Linked DNA regions of Mus musculus: regions 1 and 2 are each linked to region 3. The links are chromatin loops, found by intact Hi-C in ENCODE. Cell type or tissue: left cerebral cortex. All regions are shown on one strand.

Evidence for each region. A loop is a pair of places that touch in the nucleus more often than their neighbours do. Peaks named below come from ENCODE experiments on the same cell type or tissue, not always from the same donor. Only the 100,000 strongest peaks of a DNase experiment are listed, where the experiment ranks them.
Region 1: a loop joins it to region 3, with 2.5 times the contacts of the local background. A loop is called at or near these places in 19 of 42 quality-filtered maps.
Region 2: it touches region 3 in a loop (3-fold over the local background); 6 of 42 quality-filtered maps call a loop at or near these places.

What each region holds. Positions count from the first base shown.
Region 1 is chr13:49,055,201-49,063,200 of GRCm38, forward strand. Wnk2 (WNK lysine deficient protein kinase 2) reads right to left here. Exons shown (of 30, transcript NM_001290313.1): 20 at 5,501-6,321; 21 at 5,151-5,226; 22 at 2,412-2,500; 23 at 1,635-2,314. Among named protein-coding and RNA genes, the nearest start is that of Wnk2, 89 kb to the right of the region's middle. In left cerebral cortex, a CTCF peak has its summit at 3,495 (motif pointing right); a DNase peak (open chromatin) is centred at 3,507.
Region 2 is chr13:48,797,337-48,805,336 of GRCm38, forward strand. It overlaps Phf2 (PHD finger protein 2), which reads right to left. Exons shown (of 22, transcript NM_011078.3): 20 at 7,895-8,000; 21 at 6,999-7,386; 22 at 4,414-6,351. The coding sequence ends at 6,263. Among named protein-coding and RNA genes, the nearest start is that of Phf2, 70 kb to the right of the region's middle. In left cerebral cortex, a CTCF peak has its summit at 3,694 (motif pointing left); DNase peaks (open chromatin) are centred at 1,026, 1,297 and 3,691.
Region 3 is chr13:49,165,334-49,173,333 of GRCm38, forward strand. Gm40943 (a long non-coding RNA gene) reads right to left here. Exons shown (of 2, transcript XR_873377.1): 2 at 4,475-4,785. Among named protein-coding and RNA genes, the nearest start is that of Gm40942, 5.7 kb to the left of the region's middle. In left cerebral cortex, a CTCF peak has its summit at 4,652; DNase peaks (open chromatin) are centred at 4,659, 5,443, 6,578 and 7,229; H3K27ac peaks cover 2,064 bases.

The sequences.
Region 1 (8,000 bases), 110 kb before region 3:
AACTCTGGCACACCTGTAATCCCTACACACCTGTAATCCTGGAACATCTGTAATCCTGGCACCCCTGTAACTCTGGCACACTTGTTATTCTGGAACACCTGTAATCCTGGCACACCTATAACCCTGGCACACCTGTAATTCTGGCATACCTGTAACCCTGACACACCTGTAATCCTGGCACATCTGTAATCCTGGCACCCCTGTAACTCTGGCACACTTGTAACTCTGGAATACCTGTAATCCTGGCACACCTATAACCCTGGCACACCTGTAATTCTGGCATACCTGTAACCCTGACACACCTGTAATCCTGGCACATCTATAATCCTAGCATACCTGAACACTGGCACATCTGTAACTCTGGCATACCTGTAACACTGGTACACTTGTAACCCTGGCACACCTGTAATCCTGACACACCTGTAATCCCAGCACACCTGTAACCACAGCACACCTGTAGCTCCAGCACTGGGGAGGAAGAGACAGGAATACACCTATGGCATCCTGGCCAGAAAGTGTAGACAAATTTGTGAACCCCAGCTTCAGTGAGATACTCTGTTTTAAACCTAAGAGGGGAAGTGATGAGATGCCTGATCTTGACCTCTGGAAACTCTTCATTTGCATACACAAAGGTGTGGATGCCTACATACACACTGACACATACTAGTGCACACACACATGTACATTCATTCATTCATACACAAAGCAATCAGTAAACACCAAGTGAAAGTGATTTTCTCCTTGCAAACTTAGGGAGAGACAGCAGTATATCTCCAGAGGATGGCTGTCTGCCTGTGGGTCTGTTGGGGTGAGCAGACAAGACTCCTTCTTTAGGATTCAGAGCACAGGTCAGTTTGGAGGTCTCAAGTGGTGCCCTCCTCCATTTTCTCACCTCAATGGAAGTTCCACTATGGTCACTTGGGACTACTTTGCTAAGAGCCCCAAGACTGGTAGTCTTCATCATCCCCCCTCCCCCACAATCTTGCAGAAGCTTTGCAGTCTCAGTGTCTCCTCCTCTCTCAGGGCACCTGTAGCTGCTTAGCTCATTTAGACAGTTAAAGCAAATCCCTGCGCTTCAGCCACTGGTGGGGGTCTCATGGGCCACACGCCAGAAGCTCGCCTGTCAAATTCTACTCTCCCACCCTGAAGGGCAGCTCAGGGCATTAGTAATCCCTGATCATAGAGACACAGAGTGAGTACTTTCTGGGTGAGAGGCCAGCTGAGAGAGACAGACTCTGAGACAGGAAGAGACAGGGGGCAATCAATAGGGAAGGAAGGAGGTGAGGATAGACAGCCTGAAGAAGGTGCAGGTCTCCTGATCCCAGCATGTACTTGAGAGCTGTGTGACAATAGTCATGCAGATGACAGAGCATGGTTGGCCCAGTGCAAAGACATCCTAGATGGGTCCTCAGCTTGGAGGGTAGAACTTAACTGGCCTTCTCCACTGTCCCATCGCCCTGACTAGAGCCCACCAGTAGACACCTCACGGCTTGATTTAAACTCCATCCAATAGTCCCGACTAGGTCCAGGCTGGCTGGATGAGCCCTCCCCAGCCATGTAGGCTACCATCCCCTCCCTATGCTGATTGGGTGAGCCCCACTCCGGCTAGGTGAGCCATGCCCTCCCAAACGTACTTTTCTCGCAGACTGCGCAGTTCCTTCTTTATGTCTGCATCCTCAAACTCTGAGTCATTGTCACTGCTGATGTAGGATGACTGGGAGTGGAAGGAGGTGATGCTGATGGTAGGGACCTTCACACCTGCCCTACTGGGTGTCTCAGGTCCCAGCGAGCCAGCCCTTGAAGACCTGTGCAGGAAGGCAGTGGCCTTCTTCACAAAGTCACTTGCCACACCACCAGTACCCGGCAGGGAGGACTGCTTCTGCACCTGGGACCTCCTTCTTGGGCGTTCATCCCCAGAGTCACTAGAGGCAGGTTCCTCAACGCCAACCTCGATGGAGGAGGCTGTCTGTACCCGCCGCACTGCCAGCTTCACCTCAGGGCTAGAGGGGATCTCATCCAGGTAGACATCGGGTGGGGCAGAGTACCGCAGGCTGTGAGGTGACGCCAGAGTCCACTCGTCCTGTGTGCTGACCACGGAAAAGCGCCCTACAGTTTTGGCTGGAGAACTGTTGTCCTGCTGCCCTGGCCGCTTATGAGGAGACCCGGAGTCCCGGGCGCCACGCAGCTGGGCTGGGCTGCCCACTGTGAAGGACCCTGGGCCACTTTGCATGGGTGCTGCCAAGGCTTCTCTGGGAACACTACTGTTCTGATCTTTGGGATCCATGTGTGTAGGGACGGAAGAACCAGAGGCATCCTGAAGGAGGAATAGAAATGAAGAGTCTGTGAGAACCAGCTGAGGTTAGCATCCCCTGCTCCCTTCTGGATAAGTGTGTATCAAGAGCCTCCTTTACCTGGGGGACACTGGGTGCTGTGGAGGAGTCCGAGGCCACCTGCCCTGCGTCACTGTCACAGCCCAGTGTATTGCTGGAAGATGACTCTGCTGTAGGAACACAACTGCATTACTGAAGTTGGAGAGAGAATAGTGAGGGATGGCTCACAGCCCAGAGGCCCACACAGTGGGAGTATGGCCACTGGGCAGGGAGGGGTGACATTCTGGGGCTTTGAAGACTGAGAATGCACTGTGGTACCCTATCTGTGGCATCTTGGGGACATCACATCCTGGGAGACAGTCACAAGCCTGGGGAAGGGAAGACAAGTCAGGTAGACTACCCTTTTTTTGGACACTCTGTACTCTAGTGGCCAAAACCTTTTTCCCCCCGATGCTTCTGGCTTTAGGAGGACCTAAGCGGATATTGTAGAGCAGATTCCAACCCTACTTAGTGGGGGACAGGGAGTGCCTGCCACACATCAAGACAAACCACAGACTGACACATGGACTCACACGAGTGTGCCTTGTATACTCTATATAGGAACCTCACATTCCAGTGGAGACCCAAATCCCATCCCTGTTACATGTTCCCCACTTGTAGGCAACACTTGATCCCCTTCCTCATCTTTGCATTCCTCCAGTAACAGGCCCTCAGTACCAACTGCATTCTGTCTATTCCTGTGTCCGTTATAAAGTTCATATGTTAGGGGCCAGGTGTGGTGGCGCACGCCTTTAATCCCAGCACTTGGGAGGCAGAGGCAAGGGGGATCTAGAAGTTGAAGGCCAGCCTGGTTTACAAAGTGAGCTCTAGGACAGCCAGGGCCACACAGAGGAACCCTGTCTTTAAAAAACAAAAACAAAAACATTCACCCATTTAGACCTGAATCATCATCATCAGTCAGCCTTTTGGAACAATCCCTCTATTGCCTACCACGACTTCTCAACTCTAAGTATAGATTTGTGATTGCAGATAGCACCTCTTATAGGACGCAGAGGTTTCATTATCCTTTTTATAAAAGATCTGGGATGGAGACCTCAGCTCAAGGCTGGCACTGGGCTAGGGTCACCTGAAGAGCTGCCTCCAACCTCTTGGGGCACTAGCCCAGAAACCAACACAGCTGCCCCTTGGGTCCACCAGGTGGAGCTGGACTGAGCCTCTCACTGGGAAGGCAATTCAGACCTGTTATGGACAACATGGAAGTCACCCTTTTCAGGTCCAGCTAGGTCATAACTCTTCTCCCGCCGATCCCCACGAAATCTGGTGAGGAACTCTGGCACCTTAGAAAGTAGATCAGACTCCTAGGGTGAAGTCTCAAATGTTTGAGAATGGATCAGGAACCATGTGATCTCAGCAACTAGGAAGGCTGAGGCAGGGATCAATGCAAGGGCAAGGTTAGCCTGGGCTACACAGCTATCTCAGAAGATAAAAAGGGCTGGTGAGATAGCTCAGTGGGCTAAGGTACTTGCCACTAAGTCTGATGATCCAAGTTTAACCCTCAAGAGTCTCATGATCAAAGGAGGGAGCCAACTGATGCATGTGATCCTTTGACCGCTACACATCCTACTGTGGGACATAAGACCATCCCAGGAAGTTTGGTAAGGTAGAGCAGGTCGAGACCAGGAGACTCAATGAGCACACACCCAAGGCTTAGGTGACTCCCAGCTCCCTGCCAGACTCCTGACTTCGAACACAGACTCCTTGCTTCTCACATAAAAGTGTGGTCACATAGGCCCAAAACAGAGTTCTCCAGGCCAACGAGGTACCTAGAGGCCTGGAGGGCTTAGCCAATAAGCTTCCCTTCCTAGACATTCCTTCCTGCAAAAGGTATTTAATTTCAGGCCCACCCTGAGAAAAGGGGGTATAGTTTTATGCATTCATTTTCCGCCATGACAGCTAACTGTTTAGAACCTTGGACTGTCTCTTTTCATCAAGATCTGCCCTGGGGAGCCATGAAGAAGGCTTTGCCTACAAAGCTGCAGCCTAATCTCCCACAGAAGGCCTCTGTGTGCTCCCAGACACAATAGTCAGTCATCAAGCCTAGGCCAAGGAGAATCACCCCGTGAGACAAACCAGGGCGCCCCCTTTTCCCCAGACCGAAGCCCACCCCACCACCACTCCATTATCTGTTCTTCTGCAACTCCCAGCAGTGGGTGCCTGGGTGTCCAAGGCTCAGGAACTCCTGCCCCCCAGCCAGCTCTGGCTTCCCCATGTCACAGACTTCACTTTCCCACCCTAGAGCGGCACCTCAGCGCTTCCCTACAGCCCAGCAGCCCCCCCCTCCCCAGGGAGTGTTGTGGGGTAAGCGCAGTCAGACTCCCTGGAGTTCCACCTCCCCAAGCAGTGGTGCACATTGGCAGAGTGGACATAGGCCGACAACCCTACATTCCACCAAACCCATGAACTTCAGTAAAGTAAGAGTTCCCCTCAAGGTGCATAGCTACTGGGGCCACAGAGAAGAAAGCAGTGGGGTCTCGGTCTCTCTCTTTCTCCCCTTAGCTGCCCAATCATTAGGGAGCTGGGGCCTAGGTACGTTTCTCATAGGGCCTTAGCAGACCACTCCCATATTTTAGCTTTCACGCCCCTGACAGGACTTTTTCTTTGGATTGTGAGAGCAGTTCCTTCTGTCGCTTGATGGGCTATTTCATCCCTGAAAGCATGAGGGTACGAAGGCTCCGGTTCCCAGAAGGCCTGTGGCACCTGCAGTGGTGCTCACTGGCGGAGTGGACATGGGTCTGCACCACTTTGATCTTGAGATGTTACCTGTCATTGGAGAAGATGCACCCTGTTCCCTCTGGGCCAGGGCCCATCCTGCAGGGGCCGTTTCAGACTTTTCCAACTGAAAGAAGAAAAACAAGAAAAGGAGAATTGTGAGTTCAGCTTATCAGCATCTCTGTAACTAACTCCTAAACCACTGATCTGTTACCTCTATGACTGGAACTGTCTCTGGCCTGGCCTGCCTCCTCCATATGAACAACTGAGCTGAATTTGCTTGGCGCCACACACCGCGGGCATGTCACCAAGACAGCCAGTCAGGCCCTGCATAGCTGGGATGCCTGCCCACCTCCAGCTATGGTCGGGGAGTAGGTACTGGGGTGAATCAAGCTACTCACTGAGGGCTGGGTCTGCTGGGTGAGGCTTGGGGTCTTGTCACTCAAGGCTGAGGGAAGGTCTCCTCGCAGGGGCTCCAGGGTGAAGTCTCTATCGCTTGCCTCCATGGGGGTCCCAGCTGAGGCTGAGGAGGTGGGCACGTGCTCCTGGTAGAGCAGAGTCCGCAGTTTCTCATCCAGACTCTTGATGGTGTTGTCCACGAAGCCCACCCTAGGGGGCGGCCCTTCCCCATCAGATTCCAAGGCTGAGGGGGGTGGTGGGGGAGCAGTAGGTCCCAGGGGGGGACTGGGGAGCTGGGGAGCTGCCAGACTGATAGCCCCTACTGTGATGGGCAGTGGGGGTGGTGGCTGACCCGGTACAGATTGTGTGGCCCCAGTGGGAGGGCTAGGTTCTGGCACTGAAGCAGGCAGGGGCTCTCCTTGAGTGCTGACCTCCCTGGTTGAGATGGGCTCCCCCAGACCTGTGGAGCAGCGAGAGGCTTCCAGAGCTGGGGTGCAAGGTCCTTGGCCAGTACTAAGGGGCTGGGCAGTACACTGGGCAGAGCGTGTCTCGGCCAGTGGCTGGAGGGTCTCATGGACACTGGCTGGTCCTTGATGAGTCCCTGGACCTCCTGCCTGCATGGCAGTCCCTGCTGCTGACTCTGGCACGGTGCTGGTGGCTGGTGCTGCCGGGATTACAGTAGTCACAGGAGGGGAAGACGGGGCCAAGGGGGCTGATGCTCCACCAGGAGGGTTGCTGGAGCCTGCCTGGCTCAGGAGCTGCTGAGCAGCTGGGAAACTAGGTTTGTCCGTCAAGGACAGCTGGTCTGGATAGGGCGCTGGGTCTAGAAGAAAAAGGGATTGACATCATTTGCCCCGATTCTCTTCATCCAGCCCTTCCCTGTCTACACCAATGACTGCCTGCTTGAGAGTCCAGCAAACTTATCTTGGTTCCCCCAAAGGGGTCAAGTTCCTGTCTGCCATTCTGTCCCCTCATGTCCAGTGCCATCAGCCTCGTGGGATGATGCTCACATATGAACCTCTGCCCCTACAGAGTACCCTATGGTATTCTATACCATCCTGTTCTTGACATCTGGTTCCAGCACTTGTCATGCATGGCCTTTGCATGACCACCCATCTGCTTACAGTGTCTATGCTAGACAAAACTTGAACATGAATTTACAAGGTGAAGGTGTCGAGGGAAACAGTGAGCTATATTTTCTTCCATGTCCCCAGAGCAAGGCGAAACCCAGAACCTTCCAATCCACCAGTGCCTGGTGTTTGGAGCATTTGGAACATAGAATCAGCAAAGAATCCAGGGAGTGAACGCCCTGGGCATCATATAAGACACAGTCCGACAGTGTCCTGCCTGCTACAGCACTCGAGGTCCTAAAGGCAGTCACAGGGACCATGGTGAGAATCAAGGGGAGGGCACAGGTTGTGGCACATCTCAAACCCATTTCTCACTTTCAAAATGGAAGCCGTGTTCTTTCACAAACATGAACATAATGTGCAAGGCTGGCTGGGAAGTTGGCTCCATGGATAAAACGCTGCTCTCCAAGCATAAACCTAAGTTTAGATCCCCAATGTCCACTCAGAAGGCAAGCATGGTGGTACACGCCTAAAATCCCAATGCTGTGTGTGTGTGTGTGTGTGTGTGTGTAGACAGGTTGATCTTTACAGCTCACTGGACAACCAGCCTAGAGAAATTGGGAAGTTTCAGGATCAATGAGAGGCCCTTTCTCAGAAAATAAGATAGCTGCCTTAAAAAAAAAAAAAAAAAAAAAAAAAAGGTGGAGAGCAACCAAGACTCCCAATACCAACTTCAGCCTTCTCACGTATGTACATATGTAGACCGCTACGTAGACATGTGCAAACATCGTACCAGCACATTGTCTCTCATACACATGTACAATAAAAACCATAATCTGGAGTGGCTATTAGGATCTGAAGACCCTCTCTTGTCCCCAGATCCACACAGGGCCTCCATCCCTACCCCATCCAAAAGTCAATGACTGACAAGCTCTCCCTCCGGTGGTATTGATGGCATTGGCATGCCTTCTAAAGAGTATGCTTGCTTCTATGGTCTGAAATGTTCTGTCTGCAGGTGGCAGTACATGGGTGCCCTTGTCCAGCAAGGTACACACCCAAAGATGCGGCTGGCCACAGAGGACCTCTGGCTGATAAGGCACCTCCAAGGTGGGGAATGGTGTCCCTCCTATGGAAGTCTGTGTCTCGCTCACAAGCCCTCTTCTTCTTCCTCTCTTGGGGAGTGGGAGAGGTCTGGCTTCTGATTGTGTTAACAGTTAACAGGAAGTCAACCCTTTTAAATTCTCAAATACACAGCATGGTGCTGGCTTGCATAACTGAGTGCAACCTCCTGCATAGCCACTGTCTGTCCTGTCAATCACCACCCTGACTATTCAGCCATCTCCTTAAACTACAGTTGCATGCAGGTGTGCTTTTGTGAATGGCTTCTCTCATTCGACATAACACCCCCCCCCCCATGTTGTTGCCAATGGCT
Region 2 (8,000 bases), 370 kb before region 3:
CCCAGGTCACAGCCCATGGGAGCTCCTCCTGAGTGGTCAGAGCTTGCAGATCCTGAAGGGCCCTAGGGGGGAAAAAGCGTGCTGGTCTCAACTGCCAAAGGAGGAAGGAGACACTGACCTCTCTCAGGCGGGACCAGCTGCACCCTGGAGCCCATCCCACTGCCAGGGGACTCCGACTGTTTGCATGAGAGTTCCCGGATGTGCATGTGGCTCAGTTGGGAGGGGGCTGGCCTATCATGTGCAGCACCCCGGGTTCAAACCCCAGTACCACAGAAAACCAGTGTGGAGGTGCATGCCTGTAAACCCAGCATTCGTGAGATGGATACAGGAGGATCGGTCATCCTCAGAGACATAGGGAGTTTGAGGACACCCTGGGTTATAGGGGACTCTATCTCAAAGTGTTCCCTGTGACACATAAAAGAGACAGTATTGGTCTATGGTTATTGAAAAATGCACAGAAAGAAATGTGCCTCTGTTGCGCCCCCCCCCCCAAAAAAAAAACAAAAAACAAAAAAAAAAAAAAAAAAAAAAACAAAAACAAAAAAACCCACAGTCCTGGAACCATATCTAGAAGGCCTGTGTGCTTTTTAAAGCAACCAATGTGAGTGGAAGTGCCTCCTGCCTCCAGTGTGACACCCAGTGTGTTCTCTCCTATTCAAGGTTAGCCCCAGAAAGTGGTTGGAGTGAGGGTGGCTAACACTAGGACCCCACTGCACTTGCTCAAGCTCAGCCATGTTGGGAGAATGGAACTACTGCCCCATTTTACAGAGGGGAAACTAAGGCCCATGGCCACTGGGTTGGGGAAGGCAAAGAATCCTACCTTGACATTGGTACCAGAAATGGGATGCACCCCCCTTTCTGCTCCCTCCTGCCACCCCAGGACATCTGCTGTTTGGTAAACACCATGCACAGAGGCAGGGCCCTGATTTGGAAACTACTCAGACTGCATCATGGGGCCTTGTGTGGCCCGGCCAACAGCGGACAATTAATTACTGGGATCATGCAGAGGCCAGGCGAGGGCCCAGCGCCCGGTGTTTACACCGCACTCGTCTGTTTGGGGCCAGCAAATCCGTGTCAGATGTTAATGGAACTGCATCATTTTTCTGCCGAGGTGGCATCCCTGGGGGTGTTTGGAGGAGGAGGAGGAGGAGGAGGAGGAGGAGGAGGAGGAGGAGGAGGAGGAGGCCAGCTGGACTTGGACTGAACAGTAGGCGGCTCAAGAGCAAGAACACCATCTGTCAGGCTGCAGACAGCCTGGTCGGCTCTCCTGAGGCTGCCTTCCCTCTTCTACAGTGGGCAGCATTGCACAGCACCTCCTACCTCTCCATAGAACCTGTGGCCACGCTAGTCTTGGCTTAAAAAAGGTAACAAAGTTGCAAAAGGTAACAAAGTCTAGATTATAAAACGGCCACGGGGACCCTTTGTGTTTAATGAAGCCTTAGTCAGGAGGCTCCAGCCACAGGGCTCCAAGGTTGCCTGGAACAGCAAGCAGATCTCTTGGGCAGGCCTGAATGCAGGGGAGAGAACACTGCTTTCTTCCTCCTCCAAGTGGAGATGCCCTGTCATCAAGAAAGTGATGCAAGGGAAGGCCAGAGCAGAAAAATAATGGCCCTGCCTAAGGTTATACAAGAAACCAGGTTCACTGGCAGGTGTGTAGGAGAAAAGATGACTTCCTACAGGGGCCTGGCCCGGAGGAGTTAGCCTAAAGTACCTCTAGGGTAAGTCAGGGCCGGTCTCTCCATTCTGCAGATGACAGAGCTGAGCCTACACAGCTAGGAGAGAAGATGAGGGCAGCCCCCAATCTCTTCCCATCATCCCTGCCTCCTAGGTTCTCAACAAACTTGATCCTGCCCCAAGGCCTTTGCACAGTCTGTCCCCTCTGCCCAGGAGTCTCCCTTCAGGGTCTTAGTGCTCTGTGTACTCAAGTTAGCTGCTCTGAAAGCCTTCTTGCCCAGACAGGCTAACATGTACCCAGCTGAAGTAAAATAAATCACAAGGAAATGTAGAGGCCCTGCCTGGAACACAGCTGGTAAATGTGACCACACTGGCTACAGGGCCACTTAGGAAAGCTGTGGACTTCAGTCCTGATGCCCTATGACTTCAAGCTCCTGCAGCACCTTCCCAGAGAGCTATAGCAGCACTCAACAGTGGACCTCTCAACTCTTCTACTGCAACAGCGTCCGGTTTCCTGACTCAATGTAGAGGAGAGCCCAGCCTTTAGTGACCAGGCAGCCCAGTCCTGCCCTGCCTGAGTTGTCACCATCTGCAAGGTGGAACCCTTGTTTAGGGCAGAGCAGTCTAGGGTAGATGCAGACCCAGGTTAGTCTGGGGACAGAAAGGGACCCAGAGGGGAGGGAGTGGTGACGGCTGAGACCCTTACAGGGGCCCAGGCCTCAGGAAAAACGTGAGAGCTGCCATCCTGGCTGCCATCTGCAGGAGAGTATCTCTCAAAAGATCAGGTTCCAAGTCATGGCAGGGATTAGGTTTCACTAGTAGCTGGGACTGTGCCTCGGTTTCCCCATCAGCGTTACACTCTTGTAAGACCTTTTCTAGAAGGTGATGCATCATGTGTGTAAGTAACGTCATATGTGTAAGAGAGGATATTGTCACATATGCTTAAAGGCAGTTACTGACTGAATCAATGTGATTTTTCTCGTCTCCTCCCCAGCACGTGCTATATTATAATTTTGTCTCCTTCCTGCCCTACGGGAGAGGTAACCTCTGGTCACTGGCCTGTTCCTACCTCCTGGTGTCCATTCTGAGCACTGCCCCCCCATGGACTCCCAATTAGATCCTTTTCTGCCAACTGTAGGTTCTCACTGGCTTTGGGACCAGGGGGACACACAAAGAGACCGAGTCACCATCCTACTGAGTTCCCTGTCATGCATAGAGAAGATGGGAACGTGCCAGGAACAGGGTGGAAGAGCCCCCTTCCCTTTGGTTCACCAACGATCCCTCTGCTGACTTGGGCCGACTCTGAAACCCGCCATGCCGGCTCCCAGGGGCCTGCTCAAAGGTAACAGTGGCCCTTCTTTTTGTTTTGACCTACAAGTCTGTCTGAGCAGCCTTAGGGAGGTCTGGCTGACTGGGAAAGCATCAACTCCGACTGGGCTGCACCGGGTGGGGCTCTTCCTGAAGGCTCACAAAAGCTAGTGCGGGTGCAGAAAGAAGCAACTATGGCCAGTCAGTGCTGCTCTGAGCTCTTTGTCCACATACATGCAGGCTGCCTGGCACACAGCAAAACCTCTCCACGTGGCACAAGTTAACCGGAAGGTACCACGGATCAGAGCTAGCCCTTGAGAAATATTGAGTGTCCTTGGGAAGCTCTCCCCAGGCCCAGGATCCTCAGCTCCTTGACAGCTCTCACAACCACCTTGAAAAAGGGATGGAATGACCATCTCTGCGGTAGGAAACCTGGGCTCCAAACCTGCCAACCAGCTGGTAGTGAGAGACCCCAGATGTCAGACCTGGGATGCCATGGCATGGAGGTAACCAGGGCTAGGTGTTGATGCTTATGCTTCAGGGCTGGGGTGGGGACAGCCAGAGCGATCTCGTGTGTGTGTGTGTGTGTGGGGGGGGGACGGACATCAGATCATCTTGTGGCTCATTAGGGTTGAGGGCATGAAGGGGGTATACACACCCAGGTGCCTGAAGCCTGCGGCTCAGCATGGGCCCAAGGCGCCACCTAGTGGCAACACTGGGACCCGCCCTCATGGAAGAGGTGTAGCTGGTCCCCCTACCCTCACAAGGGACTCAGCCACACAGCATGTGTTGGAGTGTCTCTTCTGAGTATCCAGCAGGCCCCAGAAAACATAAGGCTTAACGGGGCTCAACCCAAGGCCATGTGATGTTACATGTCAATAGGCACATGGAATCACACCAACCAGTTCATATCCATCCCTAGGGGTTTGCTTCAAGGCTTGCTTAGGGGGTTGGCAGAGAGGGCTCGTTGCTGGCTCCTTGTATCTGCATGACCTCAGCCACACACATCTCCAGCTCTTTATCTAGAAACAGGAAGGTCACGCCCACCTCCAGGGCGAGTGACACCAGGGTGCTTATGGGGCTGGGAGAGCAGAGGGACCTGCTCAGCAGGTTGTGGCCAGTGGGCAGGGACACTTCTTGTAGTTGTCCATAGGGTGTCATCAGCTTCTTCCCCAGACAGGGCTGATACATCTTCAGCCTTGCCTACGGCATTGTCCCACCATCTCCATAGTGGACGCCTGTCACTCTAGTGAGTTGTCTCAGGCAGGGCGGCTTCTGTCGGCTTGCTACAGACATCAATGGGGGCTAAGAAATGCCCCCTACCCAAGGATGCACCTGGCCAGAGCCTGCTGGAGTCAGCTGGCCCCACTGTCACGTGCCCCACGGGTGACAGGAGGATGGAAGGGGCGGCAAGCACGACAGACACATGGCTCTGTACAAAACCTGAAATATTTTTACTTTTTTAAAACTTTGGTCTAAGTTGCCTTAGACCTCATGGACTCGATACAAGAGTAATATGAACTGGGAAATAGAACACTTTAATAGCCACGATAAACTTTGTTAGAAATGTACATGTCGCCAAAATAATAATAAAATTAAAAAGAGAAAGAGAGAGAGAGAGAGAGAGAGAACAGCTTGATGCCCGGGTTAAGATTATAGAAATGTTCACAAGGACAGGGTCAAGGAAAACTTTTAAAAACACCAGTTCTGAGTAAGCCTGGGGCCTGCACGATGCCCCTCTCCCAGCCCCGGGCCCTGGGGATGGCGTCCCTCCAAACAGGTCAAGTGGGAGTGGATAAGGCCTCCGCCAAGCTGCATCTCCTCGTGGACAACACATCCGGGTAACGGGTGTAGAAACAAACCTCATAAGAAATGTACAAATATAAAAAGCTACAAACATTAATAAATTACAGCATCACGAAACACAAATACTTCACAAGGTGCTAGCAAAGTAACTGCATCCCTGACCCTCGCCATACAAGGAAGAGGACCGAAGAGCTGGTGTGAGACTGGAGACGCGGCTTTCGGGGCGAGTGGGAGGGGCCTCTGTACTGTCCGCTCTGAGAGGCGGAGTGTAAGGCCGCGCAGGCGCCGTTGTTTTTCAGGCAATACCTTAGTTCCTAAGAGGAAAATAAGAAGGAGTAACAAAAGGAAAGGAAAGAAAAGGGGGTGGGGGGCCAGAACCCGACCATCCATCAGAGAAGGGGGTGGGGGAGCAAAAACTCGTATAAAGGTTAATGAAGGACTCTATAGAAAGAAATTCCTAGAGATACTTTTGCTCTTGTAAAAAAGAAGTCATTTAAAAAGCTATTTACACGCTACATTCTATGAAAAATATGCTTCCGGAAATACATCTAAAATGAAAATACAGGATTGCCTGAGAAACAAACCCAGCCCCTCCGTGTCGATGGGTGGACACCACCACCTGAGATGGCCCACACTCATGACGCCACCCAGGGGCTCAGACAAGCGCTGCCGTGCTGGCTCCAGCCCTGTGGCCCTGCTCACCTGTCTGCCCACTCAGGGCAGGGTGCCTTGGCCTAGAAGTGCTGTTTCAGAGTGGGGCCCCTCCACGTGGCTTAGCCTGGGTCCCCCGGACCCGAAGACGTGGCTGAGCTGTCACCCTTCCCCTGTGACCCCCACAGTGGCTCCTCCAACCCACTAACACACCAACCTAACTGTGGGTCCTGACAAGCCCAAATGTCCCTAGGCATTTGGGATGTGTGTGACACCCATTACCTAGCCTGCTACCTGCCAGCCAGGGAGCTGGGGTAACCTCTTCCTCACTGGTCAAGTGATGTAAGCCTCGCTCAGGAAGAGGTGGGTGGGGACATTCAATACCCCACAGCTCCTTTCTGTGTCCTTTGCCTTGTTTTACGCCTTTGGAGGCTGCCAGCCTGGGGCCAGCTCGGACTCGGGCTGGTGAGCGTGGCTCACTGCACCTTCCTTGAAGGCCTCATGCTCCTAAGCAGAGCCGCTCCAGTGGGGAGCCTGGAGGCTGTTCTGAAACCAGAATGATCCTTAAGTCGGCGGGGCCACTTTCAGGTCACTCTGAGCAACTCGAGAAAGGATGTCCGTGTTCACAACAAGGGACGGCCATGCTCCGCTCGCTCGCTCGCTCCACCTGCTCAAGGGACAGATGCTCGCATTGGGGAGAGGTGGCTGGGAGGAGGCGAGGCCCTCCCTGGGCCAGGCAGCACAGCCACCGTCCTGGGAGGGGTGGATGTAGCGGGGCTCCGGGGGTCCTGAGCAGAGCAGAAGGATCCTGGCTTCCCAAGCCTTAGAGGAGCAGTTTCCCGTTCCGATGGATCTTCAAGATCTTTCCAAGCCTTTGCTTGGCGGTGGCCATGCCCTTTTTTGTACGTTTTCCTACAGAGGTGGGGAGAAATTCTTTTTTAAAAAGACCAAGAGTGACAGCGACAGGAGGAGAGGATCCCACATGACTCCTAAGCCCCGCCCACCTCTGTAAAATCAGCCAGCTAGGCTGAGCCCGGGTTTAGAAATCCCCCATGGACCCAACGTGCTCAGAGGTGTAGGGACCATGGTGGACTTGGTTCAGGATGGCATGGCTAAGAAGTGAAGCCCCACCCCAGCAACAAGGCCATCTCAAGTACCACCTGTGGGTAGCCACGCCGCTGAAACTTGACCAGGCTGGAGTATAGGTCGGCGGGATAAGGGAGGCCACAGGGGTTCCCCAGGGCCTGACTGTGTGACATTCTAACCCACAGAAGGGCTTAATCCACCAGCCTGGCTCAGATCACACCCTGCTTCACTTGTGGCAAATGCCTGAGCCAGAGCCCTGAGCTGAGAATCGGTCCTGTAATCAGTGAGCCCTATTCAGCCTATGTCTTTCACATGACTAAGCAGACCAGCAGCAAGCACTCATAGGAAGGGCAGGGGCCATGCAGATGCACGGACATAACTGTCTCAGACGTCCAGCCCCTGATGACCTGAGACCAGAATCCTCTTTGCAGTGTGCTCTCTAAGGGCAGGGGCAAACGGGGCAAAAGCGGTACCTTTGGCAGCAGTGTTGTTGGGGGATGATGCAGAAGGCCGCCTCTGTGTGAGAAAGACTCCAGGGGCCATGGGCTGGGAGGCACGGCCAGCCTGGGACCCCGAGAATGTGCCGGCTGCTGTATATTCGTGGTCAGCCAGGCTACTGCTGTGTGATTCAGGTGGGGGCTCAGGTGAGCTGCCCTCCTGTGAGGCCTGGCTGCTGGCTGTGCTGGTGGAGGCCGGGGTGGTGGATGCTGGGGTGGTGGAGGCCGGGGTGGTGGATGCTGGGGTGGTGGAGGCCGAGGTGGTACCCGTGGAGGCGGAGGCAGAGGTGGAGATGGAGGGGGAGGCAGTGTTAGGAGCCGGCTTCCTTTTGGTGTTCTTCTTCTTCCTGTTTTTCTGCTCCTCCTAAGAACAAAGTATGGAGGGGTGCGGCCCATCAGCTGCCCCAGGTACATCAGAGTCTGGCACAGACAGCTCTGTCCCAACCCAGATGCAGGCTTTAAGGGGGCTCAGACCTCTACCAGGTAGGAAGCAGGGAGGGGAGGGGAGGGGAGGGGAGGGGAGGAGAGGGGAGGGGAGGGGAGGGGAGGGGAGGGGAGGGGAGGGGAGGGGAGGAGCTGATGAGGTGAAGACAAGTCAGAGCTTCTTTCTGCCTATGGGAATCACTTAAAAGTGCCTGAACTTTTGGGAATGGGAGCAGTCCCCAGAGGCATTTAACGAGGGCATCCTGGGTACCATGTGAGGGAGAGGTGCCTATCTGGGGTAAGGGTCATGGGCTCCCCTACACCTGCTTAGGAACTTGGAGCCACTCTCCTGCCTAGCAGGAGACACAGAGATGGCTGAGGTGTCTAGAGGTCAGCCTAAGCTCACATAGTGGAGACTTCCTCTTGCACGAACCCTTCCTTCTCCTCACCTGCTGGGACAGCTTGGCTGCAGCAGCTGCCAGCCCCGTCTCAATGGAGGCCACTCTGGTCCCCTCACGCACAGGCCTGTCTTGTCTTGGCACCGATGGACCGACC
Region 3 (8,000 bases):
ATGCCCGGCTGTGTTCTATACTTTTAAGCAGCAAGAGAAAATACTTCAATTAAAGATCACCTGACCCACAAAAGAAAAGAAGGATCCCTCTCCTTCCACAGGGCCCCAGTGTATTGCTCTACCAGGCTCTCCTCCTCAGCGGCATACCTGGGTGTGTCTTCTGCAAGCTAGTCACTAAGCCCAGGCTTGGCACACACTGGTCCCATAGAAGGGCTCAAGCTGTGTCTGAGGACACTGCCCTGAAGGAGGCACAGGGGCCTCCTGACCATAAGAAATGTCCTGATCATGCAGCCAAGGCCATCTTAAAGCTGTGTCTCCATCCTTTCTAGAGCAAAATGGGAGACAACACCCAACCCTGCACTCATACCTCCTATCAACGGAGAGGTCTCACCTACCACAACAGGGAGACACCCTCCCCATCTGCAAGGCAGGACCGAGAAAGTAAAGGAACCAGCAGTCTGGGGGAGGAGAGGGGCCAGAGTAGCATGCATGAATGATATAAGTGGGGGCCCAAGCTCAGATGCCAGCATCTTCTCCCATCTCCAACCACCATCTGTGGGATGGGGAGTGCCCGCCCTCCAGCCCGGGCACACCATAATGACATGCTCTTTTCATGGCCATGGTGTCTAGGACTAGTCTCCACAGGCCTCCCTGTGCCCTGGAGAGGGTCATGCCAGCGGAGAGGCAAAGCTGCTGAAAGCTGGTACCTTGGGTGGGCCCGCCGAGGGCAGGCTGCAACACAGGCTTCTTTTCTTTTGGGGTTTTTTGTTCTTTCCAGCAGTGCTCATGCATGGAGCACTCTGCCACCGAGCCCACACCCCAGGCTGTTCCTCAGTGGAATCCGTTCATACTCCAAGGCACACTCTGCAACTTGGAAGTCCTAAGAACTTCTAAGAACTCCTCGGCCATGTTGGGCTGAGGAGAGGGCTCAGTGGGTTAAAGAACTTCGTACTGGCTGGGTTTGTGTCAACTTGACACAAGCTAGAGTTATCACAGAGAAAGGAGTCTCCCTTGAGGAAATGCCTCCATGAGACCCAGCTGTAAGGCATTTTCTCAATTAGTGATCAAGGGGAGGAGGGCCTCCTGTAGGTGGTGCCATCCCTGGGCTGGTAGTCCTGGGTTCTATAAGAAAGCAAGCTGAGCAAGCCAGGGGAAGCAAACCAGTAAGCAGCACCCCTCCATGGCCTCTGCATCAGCTCCTGCTTCCTGACCTGCTTGAGTTCCAGTCCTGACTTCCTTTGGTAATGAACAACAATGTGGAAAAAGTGTAAGCTGAATAAACCCTTTCCTCCCCAACTTGCTTCTTGGTCATAATGTTTGGTGCAGGAATAGAAACCCTGAGTAAGACAAACTTCTCATGAGAGTGTGAGGCCTGAATCTCCAGGCGCGTGTAAAAGTAGGATGCAGAAGTATGTATCTGTAATACAAGCAGCACCCATGCATAGGAATGTTAGGCAAAAGCAGGAGACTCCCTGAAGTGCTAGGGCCAGCTAGCCTGGTGTATATTCACAGGCAGCAAACAGCCAAGAGATCCTGCTGCAGACAATGCAGAAGGGGAGGACCACCACCTACGGTTGTCTTCAAAGTATGCCATGGCACGAATACCTACCCCCCCACACACACACATAAAGAATTTGCCTGTGTTGTGTGAGCATGGTGGGGTCTAGCCTCGAGCAGGTGTGTGAAGCCCCTCCACAGACCCTAACACACAGCTGCTCAGATGGTCTTCCCATGTGACTGTCCCACACCACAGCCCTAAGACAGGGAACTAAGCTGTCCCAGCTGCCCTGTCAGCCTCTGGCTGCAGTCTCGAGGCACACTGCAAAAGAAAACAGGCTTTGGAAGGGAAGAGGTAAATCTCTGGAAACTGGGTAGAAATGCTGACCATCATACTGAGGTTTGCCAAAAATCCAGTGCGGCCAGGAAGTGAGCCAACACGCTCTTACATTAAACGAGTCTTTTTATGAGTGTGACGTAATTCAGACATCACAACGTGTACCTGACAATAAGGGCTTGCTATGTAGGCCAGGCTGCCCTCTAAATCAAAACCCTCTTGCTCGGCCTCCCAATCCCTAGGATTACAGACAAGCGCCACCACACCTGGCAGACTGTTTTGTTTTTTTTTTTCCGAAGAAAGTAATTCACTGGGTTCTATGACATTCACAAGGTTGAGCAACCATCACCACGATTTAAGACCAGAGCCCGTGTAATGGTGAGCTATCCCTGCCCTTCTTCTGGACTCTGACAGCAACCCCCCTACTTCCTTCCTGAATGGAACTCCCAGACTCCCAGTACTGAACAGTTCATGTAAGTTGACCACACAACCTAGTTTTATGTTTCTGGTTTCTGTTAGGTCTTAAACCCAGGACAAATGGCTAATTGAGGTGCCCATTGGCATATAAAAATGGGCACTGATCACTAGGTTCTCCCAGCATCTCTCAGTCCCTACCTGTGTGGCTGGCATACCCTGCCCCCTACCCTAAATTCCTCCAGCCCAGGGGCTGGGCTGCCCCTTCCTCCAACTGTCCTTCCCTATATAATCCTTTTGGGTTTGGTTACCTGGCCTCCTTTTGTCTACCCTTCCTCAGCTCCTCTCCTCTCTCCCCTCCCCCATCTCCTCACACGGCCTGGGTAGGGTCATCTTTACTCTCTGGACGCTCCAGATGTCCCTGCCTCTGGCTATGTTCTACCTTTGATCTACAATAAAGTCTCTTCCACCAAACCCAGGGTCAATCATGTCTTTTCTTTTTCATTTCTCTTTTTCTTTTTTTTTCCATTCAGTTTCTTCCAGCTCACATGACTTCAACACCCAACAATACTCACGACTAAAACATCAGAACACCAGTGCTTTTTGTGGCTGAATAGACCACATTTTGTGCATCCATCCACCACATGATGAAGACTCTAAGTTGTTTCTATTCTTTGTTCTTTTTGCTGCTTTATAAATATAGCTGCAATTTGGCAGGGGTGAGGTGGGGGTGGGGTGGGGTGGGTCATGACAGGGTTTCCTATGTAGTCCTGGGACTCTGTAGACTAGACCATGCTGGCCTTGAACTCAGAGATTCACCTGCATCTGCCTCCTAAGTGCTAGGATTAAAGGTGTGCACCACCACTGCCTGGCAACAATAAGTATTTTCATAGCTTGTTTTTTGTTTTTGTTTGTTTGTTTGGTTTGATTTGGTTTTTGGGTTTTCTAAGCTAAAATATATATGTAGCCTTGGTTGTCCTAGAACTCACTCTGTATCCCAGGCTGGCCTCAGATCCACAGAGATCTGCCTGCCTCTGCCTCCCGATTAAAGGATTAAAGACCTGTGCCGCCACCACCACCCACATTGTCCAGCTTAAGTAGACATTTCTACATTTAACCTTTTGAGGATCTTCCAGGCAGTATTAAATACTATGAGGCTCTACCATTTCACGCTATCACAGCAATGCCAAGGGCTCCATTTCTCTGCACTCTCAATGGCATGTCCTTTTTATTTATGTATTTATTCTGCCCGTTTTGCCATCTGTGAAGTGGTAGCATTGTGGTTTTGAGTTGTTTGTTCTGTGACTAGTGATACTCAGCTTCTTTCCACCCTGCACCCCCAAGCCGGGTCAATTTACATATCTTCATTGGAGCTGGTTTTTATTCAGATCCTCTATCCTCAAGTGGATTTGCTTCTGGAGGCGTGTGTGTGTGTGTGTGTGTGTGTGTGTGTGTGTGTGTGTACATGGGCACGTGCTTCATTAGTTTTCGTACCATCAGTTTATTGTAAGAGGGAGGCATGGAAACTTATTTACAAGATGAAAGATTTCAGAAAGTCAGCAGAATGAGCAGTTTCCTAGGATGCCATTTCAACAGTGATGTCTGCCTGAATACTGTCAAACAATGTCCCTGCTCTAAACAGGAAATCTTCCTTGTAGGGCTGACCAGGTAGCTCAGCCCGTATAGGTGATTGTTGCCAAACCTAAAGGCCCTAGTTTAATCCCCAGGAACCACGTAATGGAAGGAATTAATTGGCTCCTGCAAACTGTCTTTAGACTTCTATTTGTGCACCAAGTGGCATACAATGCTCCCCCCGCCTACCCCCCCAAAAAAAACCCAAATAAATGTTATTATAAATTATCCTCTAGACATTCTCTGGTGCCTCTCTGTTCTGGGAGAAATTTGTCTTCAGCTGTCTCACTAACAGGTTAGCTTCACTGTTACAATGTTGCTTTACTTTCGCGACAATTTCCCAGGTCTCACAAGCCCACTTGGCTACAGTTTCTGTTGTACTGTTTTCAGCCAAACAGAGAAGAAACTTTGTAACCACTCACGCGGTCACTCAACTCTGCTGCCCCGCCCCTGCCCCAGACACCTGCCGTTTGTGGCGCCCAGGTGTTGAGTTCTCTGAGTTCCTTGTAAAAACCCTGCTATGAATCCCTTATCAGATACTAGATTTGCAAATACCGTCTCTCTTCTGTGGGTTTCTTTTTCAAACGTTCTATATTTTGATGGAGTCCAGTTTGTGCCCCCCTCCGCTTTGATTGCTTGTGCATGGTAAACCTTTGCCTGATTTCTGCCGCCCCAGCAGTGGACTCCTCTGCCCTCTCTCCTTTCCAACCTTAGGCCAAGACTGCCCTTGAGTCCTCAGAGCCCGATGCGCTGCGACCTCTTCCGGTAGCCTCGGGTATTGCAGACCCTGCCTTCCCATCCTTGGAGGTGGGGCCTGGCCACCTGCCCGAGCCTGTCCATCCATAACAGGGCTGCCCAGCTCAGGGCCATTCAGATTAGGACTTGACAAAGTGGCCTCTGTGCTCCTAGATGGGAAAGAAAAGAAGCAGTGTGAACTCTCTAAGACACCCCCAGGCCACCCCCCAGTTTCAAATATCAACCTCATATCACCCTTAGTAGATAAATAAGGATTTATGTCCCCATTCTACAGAGGAAGAAGCTAAAGGCTCAAAAAAGTTAAATGCCTAAGGTCCCAGAAGTAGTGGATGGTGAAGGAGTCATTCATTTATTCACTCAGTGAACATTTTTTGTGATTAGAAAACAGACACCATCCGAATGAGAATTCTTGGCTGAGGAGTGTCAGAAGGAGTCTAGGTCAGTGCCTGAGGCCATTGACATGTGGCGCCACATTTCTACAACAGATAGCTGGGAACTAAAGGCTGAGAAAACTAGAAGAGGAGACTGTGGGCCTCCTGGTCCTACCCCAGTGAGTAGGACCTGCAGGGTCAGGTCAGGTGGCCCTGAAAAACAGGTAGAAGCCCTCAGGAAGGATGCAAAAATTCAGGAGTGTGAGCAAGGCCTTCCGTTCATCCGTGCACATGGAAAGAACATTTCTCTGTGTGTTTGACTCACACATTTGCACAGAGACACTCCGGGAAGAAACAGACCTGAATTCAAAAATAAGCGTGCTTGCCTGGGAGAGTTGGGGGCTGAGCAGGTGGAGTCATTTTAGAATCCAAACAGTCACTTGATATGGCTATTCCAAAAATGAAGTTGAAACGGAGGATGCCGAACACATCCTGCAACTGGTGACAGGCAAGGCTCAGTGAGAACACCGAAAACCATCAAGATGGACGCTCTGCGTGGGCGGACCGTGTGCCACGAGAATTCTACTGCAACTTGTCTATTAGAGAAAAAGGAAGAGGTGGGGGCATGGCTCAGTGGTAGAGCACCTGATTAAAAGCCCCCACCCCTGGTAGTGAGGGGTTGGGTTGCCTTGGCATTAGGGCATCTGCCTAGCACCGCACCCAGTGAGGAGCACCTGCCAAGAATCACCCAGTGAGGGCCTTGGGGTGTGTTTCAGCAGAGAATGCTTGTTTAGTATTCAGGAGGCCCTGGGTCCCCAATACTGCAAAAAGAAAAAAGAAGGGAAAAAGAGATAAGGGAGTGGAAGGAAGAGGAGTGGAGGAGGAAAAAAAGGAGAGGGGAGGTCTGTTGGGCTGAGCGCTGTTTAATGGGACACTTGAGGCAGATGGCACAAGCAATGGGTGTCTACAGTGTGATGGGGTCAGAGACCTGCAGAAGGATGGATTCGCTTGACCTTGCACAAACCAGGGCACTCAAGTGTCAGTTGGTGCGGAACCCCTGCAGACCACTGCTGAGCACAAAAGGAGCTCTCCAGATCTGAAGTTCTAAGGCAGAAGACATTTTGAACTTGCTCCCAGTGATGGTATTTCTGGGCCCACTTAGTGAACCACTGGCCTCCATAGCCTCTGGTCACACTGGGGACCTCAGGAACAAGAAGACAGTTTCACAATAGACCACTGAATTTCAGGCTGTATAATTGGGCTATACTGTGTAAGGTTCAGACGTTACTAGAACTGGCTAAATAAAATACAGGTCTGTGTCATAGAGGTGGCTCAATGGCCATTTCATCCTTCCTGAGACCCAAAAAAACCTCAACTTTTGGTTGAAAACAACTGCAATAGAAACTGCCATCTCCCAAATTCTCTTGTAGCTAGGTAGAGCTGCCCAAGGCCAGTCTGGCCATTGGATGTAAGTAAGGGCATCTAGAAAGTTCCAGAAAGCTCCAAGAGTATGTGTGTGTGGGGGAGTGCCTTTCTTTTTCTCATTCCTTGTTGCTGGCTGAGCTGAAAGCTAGATGTCTGGAACACAAGCATCTCTGTGGGGGCAGGAAGTGGGGTTATCTCCTGAGACTAGCCAAGGAGGAAGAGAGGAAAGTGAGTTCCTAAGGGTGTGCTATTCCCACCCCCAGCCTTTCCTGAACCTCAGCGTGGTTTTTAATGCTCAGGAAGAAATGTCTTATTAAGAACTGGTGCTTCACTTTTTGTGGTACTCACAGTCACACTGGGCCCTGAATGGCAAAATGTATGCAGTGCCTGCCCTGGGGCCTGGCACATATAAGATGCCAACTGAGCATCTGACCAAGTCACACAGCTATGACCAGAACTAGAAAGGGCTGGATCTAGACGGCATCTTTAGGACTCCTGTGAGGCTGGGAAACAAAGAGACAAGGAAAATTAAAAATCCTACACAGCCCCCGCTGTAGCCCGGGGCCCGAGGGGTCATGAGCTACCAACCTTCAAAGGCCACGCTGCCCACACAATGATCGTCCCAGCTGGCACAGGGCATCACCTAACAAGAAGCCATGTGTCAGCCGCACGCCTCTCTGACCACACGGTCTGCCCATTGCATGCGTTTTTCCTCTGGGTGATGTGTGCACCAGCTCTCTTTTCCTGGCCATCTGCTGTTTGGGTGGCAGGCAAGCCCTCTAGGTGCCAACAGAATGGCAGCCAGTGACAGGAACAGCTCCACAGGAAAATGGGGCTGTGTGTGGGAGGCCCAAATGTTGGACTACAGCCTACAGGGTGGACAGGGTGCCAGGTATGGGAACTGGTATCGTCAGCATCCCAGCCCAGGGTCTGACTGAGCCTTAGTCTCCAGATCCCAGAGTGAGTACTTCTATATGGGAATGTTTATGGGAGAACTGAGAGTGGAGAGACATTTGAGAGGTGGGGCGGGAGTGAGGACCACTAAAGTCACAGTCAATGTCACCCCAGCCTAGCACCAGCAAACTTCTAAGCACGTATGCAGGCTCTGGAGGGCTCCATTTCCGGTCATTCTGAGCTTCACTCTGTCCTAACACTGAGCAGGTGCCAGGGGGTGACCCTTACCCTCCCCCCACCCCCACCCCCCATCATCTCTTCACTCACTGGGTAGCATGTTGTATCTGCCCCTGTGCATGACATAATCAAGACATGGGTAGAACTCACTTGGCCATCAGCAGATGACGAGGTAAGCGACTTACTTGTCTATCCACATTCTATTCAACCCTGAAAAGGAAGGAAGTCCAGACTCTGACATGCTATGTGGACACTGTGGGGGTTGGGAAAAAGAAGTCAGTTCCAGGAGAACCACACGGTGTGTAGCTTTACTGAAATGAGGTCTCTAGAGTGGTCAGAACCAGGGAAACAAAATAAGCAGATTGGGGCTGTTGCCAGCTTTTAGTTTATGGGAAAATGAAAGGGTCTAGAGATTTGTAGCATCGCTGAGCACGAAA